Regions from separate parts of the Homo sapiens genome. Here region 1 is linked to region 2. A link is an interaction called in ENCODE POLR2A ChIA-PET data of the cell type or tissue named here. Cell type or tissue: HepG2. All regions are shown on one strand. Links, peaks and the distances in the headings refer to the core of each region. The heading gives the core; the rest is flanking DNA. Region 1 overlaps ATP6V0D1-DT (ATP6V0D1 divergent transcript). Region 2 overlaps CENPT (centromere protein T).

Region 1 (2,911 bases), core at 197-2,696, 350 kb before region 2:
GGAGGTTAAAGCTGTAGTGAGCCATGATCACACTACTGCATTCCAGCTTATGCACATGAGACCTTGTCTTAAAAAAATAAAAAATTTTAAAAAAGAAAGAAAACTGGAAACAATCCAAATATCCATCAACAGCAAAATGGATAATAACATTATAGTGATATAATTGGGCCAGGCACAGTGGCTCACACCTGTAATCCTGGCACTTTGGAAGGCCGAGACGAGTGGATCACTTGAGCTCAGGAGTTCCAGACCAGCCTGAGCAACATGACAAAACCCTGTCTCTTCAAAAATTACAAAAATTAGCTAGACATGGTGGCGCAAGCCTGTAGTCCCAGCTTCTCGAGAGGCTGAGGTGGGAGGATCACTTGAATCCAGGAGGCAGAGGTTGCAGTGAACCAAGATTGCACCACTGCACTCCAGCATGGGTGACAGAGTGAGACCCTATCTCAAACAAACAAACAAAAGTATGTTTATATAATTGACAACTATACAGCAATGACAAGAGAATAAACTACTGCTACACACTGCAACATGAATGAATTGCACAGACATAAGGTTGAATGAAAGAAGCATGCTGCAGAAGAGTGAGGATGGAATGAATCCAGCCCTATGACATTCAGACCCAAGCAAAATTATAATAAATGGTGATAAAACACAACAGCGGTTAACTCTGGGAGGGTGGGAAATTATTGACTGAGGGGGGAAATGAGGAAAACATGTGAGGTGTTGGAAAGGTTTTGTATCTTGATCTCAGTGGTGGTCACGCAGGTATATAAGTATGTAAAATTTCATCAAGCTGCACATTTAAGACTTGTGTATTTTGCCAAGTGCAGTGGCTCACACCTGTAATCCCAGCACTTTGGGAGGCCAAAGTGGGCAGATCACCTGAGATCAGGAGTTCGAGACCAGCCTGGCCAATATGGCAAAACCTCGTCTCCACTAAAAATAAAAAATTAGCCAGATGTGGTGGTGTGTGCCTGTAGTCCCAGCTACTCAGGAGGTTCAGGCAGGAGAATCACTTGAACCCAGGAGGCGGAGGTTGCAGTCAGCCAAGATTGTGCCACTGCACTCCAGCCTGGGTGACAGAGTAAGACTCCATCTCAAAATATATATATATATTGTATTTTTTATTGGATATTATGTCTCAATGAAAACATTTTTTCTTTTCCTTTATTAGTGGCTCAAAAAATAATGGAGTGTCTGGCTGGACGCTGTGGCTCCCGCCTGTAATCCCAGCACTTTGGGAGGCCGAGGCGGGTGGATCACAAGGTCAGGTCAGGAGTTCGAGACCAGCCTGACCAACATGGTGAAACTCCATCTCTACTAAAAATACAAAAATTAGCCAGGCACGGTGGCACGTGCCTGTAATTCCAGCTACTCAGGAGGCTGAGGCAGGAGAATTGCTTGAACCCTGGAGGCGGAGGGTTGCGGTGAGCCGAGATTGCATCACTGCACTCCAGCCTGGGTGACAGAGCGAGACTCCGTCTCAAAAAAAAAAAAGAAAAAGAAAGAAAGAAACTTCCCTCATCTCTGTAGCTATTTGTGTAACTTCCCCTATCTGTGTAACTACTGTTAACTGTGCAGCTGTGGGCATGTCTTTAGGAAAGCATATGTAGCTTCTCTTGTCTCTGTAGTTGCAGGTATGTTTTAGGTAAGTCTCCCCATCCCCCTCCCTGTGCAAGTTCCCACAGAGCTCACCATTTGCATGCCTGAAAAGGGGAGGAAACATTTTCCTGGGAGCCTGCTGATTATGCAAAGAACAAAGGCCTCTATCCTGGGCCTTGCTCCCTTATCTGTGCAGCTGCAGCTTGATTTTTCCCCAGGCTGCTCTATCTGTGCCTGTAGCTTTGATTTTTCAAAAGAATTTTACCAAGGACTAGCCATAGCTGTCTGCCCAACTGCTTTATTCCTTTTCTCCTCCCTCAGCATCCTATAGGAGAAAGTCACCTTTGTCTCCAAATTCCCTGGTCCTGGTTTTGAAAATCCTGCTGGCACCTACTGCTGAAGGCTGTGGCTGGAGAATTCAGTGAGCTACTCTGATCTGGACAGGGTCTGATGGTCCTCACTTGACCTAAGCTGAGCTCTCCCAGGCTGTGAGCATCCCCAAGGTCAGCCTGTGACTCTCACAGAAGTTCTGACCTCCAGAGCCTTCCCCCTGCTGTGGCCTTTGGGGTAGAGTAGGTTACATGGGCCAGCACCATCTGCCAAAGTCAGGGCCAGAAACCTATCCATGGGAGCCAGATTTGGCTTTTGGCTTGGGCTAGTATTGACTTTGGGCACATTCTCATCCCAGAAAGAATAATTTGGGGTATGGGATTTCATGTTTTCTTTAGTACAGCCTTGAAAGCCACGTGTACAGGGTGTTTTCTTGCTAAGATAGCAGTCGGGCTATATTTGAGCAGTCCAGAGAAGTTTAAACTACAGAGGCATCTGGATATTGTCACAGTCTTGTCTGAGGTCAATAGCTTGCAAGCGGTAGAGCTGAGAGTCATACTGGGGAGTCTGACCCTGTAATGACCCCCTGGTCACTATGCTCAGAAATAATGACACCTGGAGTTGTATTTTTCAGCACAGATTGACTTTGAATAATAAATACGTAAGAATATTTCTTCAATTACACACACACACACACACACACACACACACACACACACACACACACATACATACACAATTATGCCATTTCTCATCTTCCCTGAAGCACATGGCCCTTTGGCCTCTCTTTTATTTTCATACTTTTTTTTTTTTTTGAGATGAAGTCTGGCTCTGTCGCCCAGGTGGAGTGCAGTGGCACAGTCTCAGCTCACTGCAACCCCTCCTGGGTTCAAGCAGTTCTCCTGCCTCAGCCTCCCAGGTAGCTGGGATTACAGGCGTGTGTCACCACACCCAGCTAATTTTTGTATTTTTAGTG
Region 2 (2,873 bases), core at 1-2,500:
TCCCAGGGCGCAGCTCCTACCTCATGGGTGTAAAACCTATAATGAATGGCTTCTCATTCCCTATAAAGAAACTCCACTGTCCCAGTCTGGCAGATGTCAACGTATGCATCCTCTGCACCATGAGCTCACCACAGCCCTCACCCACTGCCACTCCCACTGACTCAGGCCAAATTCCCTGCTCCTTAGCAAAGCATCTTCCAGTTGCTGCCTCCCAACTTCTGCCCAGGCTGTCCTCTAGCTCCTTTCCCATTTCCCAGCTGGGAGCTACAAGGACAGTAAGACAATGAGCAGGAACAGTGGGAACCCTCGGGACGCAGAAGTTCAGGGCAAATGCCTAGGCACACCCTGGCTGGTCTGGGGAAAGCTGCCTAGAGAACAGAGCAGAAGGTGAGATTCTGAACCCCTATCCTCCATCTCCAGTGGCCGAGCCCCCAGAGACCCGGGATCAGTCAGGCTCTGTGGTCCCGAGGGCTGGCTGCCTGGAGCCCTGGGGGCAGGGGCACAAACAGCTGGCCCGGGCCCGGCTAGAGCAATGGAACCAGTTCTCAGAGTCCCAGGCCCTGCTCCTCTCTGAGACTCAGTTTTCCTCTTCGAACAGAGTCGACGCTGGGTTCCACCCAGACCCTGCTCCTCTCTGAGACTCAGTTTTCCTCTTCGAACAGAGTCGACGCTGGGTTCCACCCAGACCCCACTCCCCGGTCCCTCTAGTTGCTCAAGTACTCGGGGAGCCCCCTCACATACCCAGCCCGAGCACTCCGGGGTCGCCGCGGGGTGCGCGGGTCCGCTGTATCCAGCACGCGTCGCAGCAGCGTGCGCGGCGTGGAGTCGCTGTCAGGGTTGTGGTCAGCCATCGTCTCGGCCCCGGGCCCTCCTAACCGCCCAGCCAGCTGCAGGCTCCGCCTTCCCGCCGCCACAGTTAATGTAACTCTCGCGATGCTCCCGCACAGCCCCACGGGAATTGTAGTTCTCGCACTATCGCAGCTCGCGGGGTGGACAGTGATGGTTGCAAACTCCGGATGCTTTGGAGGCAGCCTCGCTGCGGGTAAACCTCGGTTAATGTAATGCAAGCAGCCCAAGTCTTGGCTTCTTCATCTGTAAATTGAGGTTGATACCCACCTGATAAGGAGCTTGTAATGATTCAAGGAGTTGATGTTTAACTCAGAGTCTAACACACGATAAGCCAGGGCACTGGTAACTAGCAATTGCTATTATTAGAAGGCTCTCTCATTCCCATCTCCCTCTCCGAAGATGAGGAGAGACACTTGGGCCAGGAAAAAGATTTTTATCCTACATATGACCTGGTTAGATTTGCATTTGCAGGCTAGGCGGTGGTTCACGCCTGTAATTCCAATACTTTAGGACACCGAGGCGGGAGGATAGCTTGAGCTCAGGAGTTCGAGAGCAGCCTGGGCAACACAGTGAGACCCCTGCCCCCTGGTCTCTACAAAAAATAAAAATAAATTATTCAGTCATGGTGGTGCGCGCCTGTAGTCCCAGATAATGGGGAGGCTGAGGCAGGAGCATTGCTTGAGCCCAGGAGTTCAAGACTTAAGTGAGTCGTGATCGCACTCCAGCCTGGGCAACAGAGAGAGACCCTGTATCAAAAAATAATAAAAGCATTTTTAAAAGATCTGCTTTGCAAATCTGTCTATAGGGCCTATCTCTATCAGAAGAGACCAGGAAGCAGGCTCCAAGGCTAATAGGCTGTTTGTGATCCAGCACTGATGTTATTATGATCTCCAAACACGAGCAATTTTGAGATGAATTCCGGCTCTCAAAAGTTCTATTAATGTTTTCCCCATTACCACCACATCTAGCAAAATAAATAAATAAAAATTGGGGTTTTTTTTGAGACAGAGTTTTGCTCTTGTTGCCCAGGCTGGAGTGCAATGGCACAATCTCGGCTCACCGCAACCTCCACCTCCTGGGTTCAAGCGATTCTCCTGCCTCAGCCTCCCGAGTAGCTGGGATTACAGGCATGCACCACCACACCCGGCTAATTTTGTATTTTAAGTAGAGACAGGGTTTCTCCATGTTGGTCAGGCTGGTGTCAAACTCCTGACCTCAAGTGATCCGCCTGCCTCGGCCTCCCAAAGTGCTGGGATTACAGGTGTGAGCCACTGCGCCCGGCCATTAAAAATTTTTAATGCTAGAGATGCTTACCATATTCTGTTAGTGTTTTCCTCCGTATTTTTCACTGGTTGACAATCCTCTCACCTTAAGTTTTCATGGCAACTGAATTAGAACTTGGTTTCTGAGTCTTCCGTGGAGTTCACTTTCCCAGAATCTGCACTGAGATCAAGTGTAAATTATCAGATACCTGAGACAAGCATGGGCATATTTGTGCTTGTGTTAAAAAAGCTGAGCCAAGAAGTCCAGGCATGGTGGCTCATGCCTGTAATCCCAGCACTTTGGGAGGCTGAGGCGGGCGGATCACTTGAGGTCAGGAGTTCAAGACCAGTCTGGCCAACATGGTTAAACCTGTCTCTACTAAAAACACAAAAATTAGCTGGGTGTAGTGGCACTCACCTATAATTCCAGCTACTCTGGAAACTGAGGCAGGAGAATTGCTTGAACCCTGGGAGGCAGAGGTTGCAGAGCTGAGATCGAGCCACACTACTCCAGCTTGGGCGACTAAGCAAGACTCCATCTCGGAAAAAAAAAATTAAGCAAAAAATTAGATTCTTGCTTCTCAAAATAAGAGAACTGTAGAGAAAAAGCTATCGATATTCCTTGTCATTTAGATCTGATATCTGTGTTATCTGACTCAATTTGCTATCCTTTTGCAGACATATTTCCATGGTTACTACCTAAATGCAGTTTTTTTTTTGTTTTTGTTTTTTTTTTGAGATGTTCTCCTGCCTCAGCCTCCT

Evidence for each region. ChIA-PET counts read pairs that join two places held together with the same protein. Peaks named below come from ENCODE experiments on the same cell type or tissue, not always from the same donor. Only the 100,000 strongest peaks of a DNase experiment are listed, where the experiment ranks them.
Region 1: POLR2A ChIA-PET joins it to region 2 with 5 read pairs; 2 of 35 experiments call an interaction of 5 or more read pairs at or near these places.

Annotation. Positions count from the first base shown.
Region 1 is chr16:67,487,462-67,490,372 of GRCh38, forward strand. All of the region lies in intron 2 of ATP6V0D1-DT (ATP6V0D1 divergent transcript), which reads left to right. Among named protein-coding and RNA genes, the nearest start is that of AGRP, 5.4 kb to the left of the region's middle. RefSeq lists an enhancer at 1,259-1,338. In HepG2, for the core only: no CTCF peak of the experiment used is centred there; a DNase peak (open chromatin) is centred at 1,700.
Region 2 is chr16:67,833,009-67,835,881 of GRCh38, forward strand. CENPT (centromere protein T) reads right to left here. Exons shown (of 16, transcript NM_025082.4): 2 at 2,530-2,650; 3 at 2,164-2,292; 4 at 742-1,092. The coding sequence starts at 851. Among named protein-coding and RNA genes, the nearest start is that of THAP11, 7.9 kb to the right of the region's middle. RefSeq lists enhancers at 514-563, 1,044-1,093. In HepG2, for the core only: no CTCF peak of the experiment used is centred there; a DNase peak (open chromatin) is centred at 943; H3K4me3 peaks cover 1,473 bases.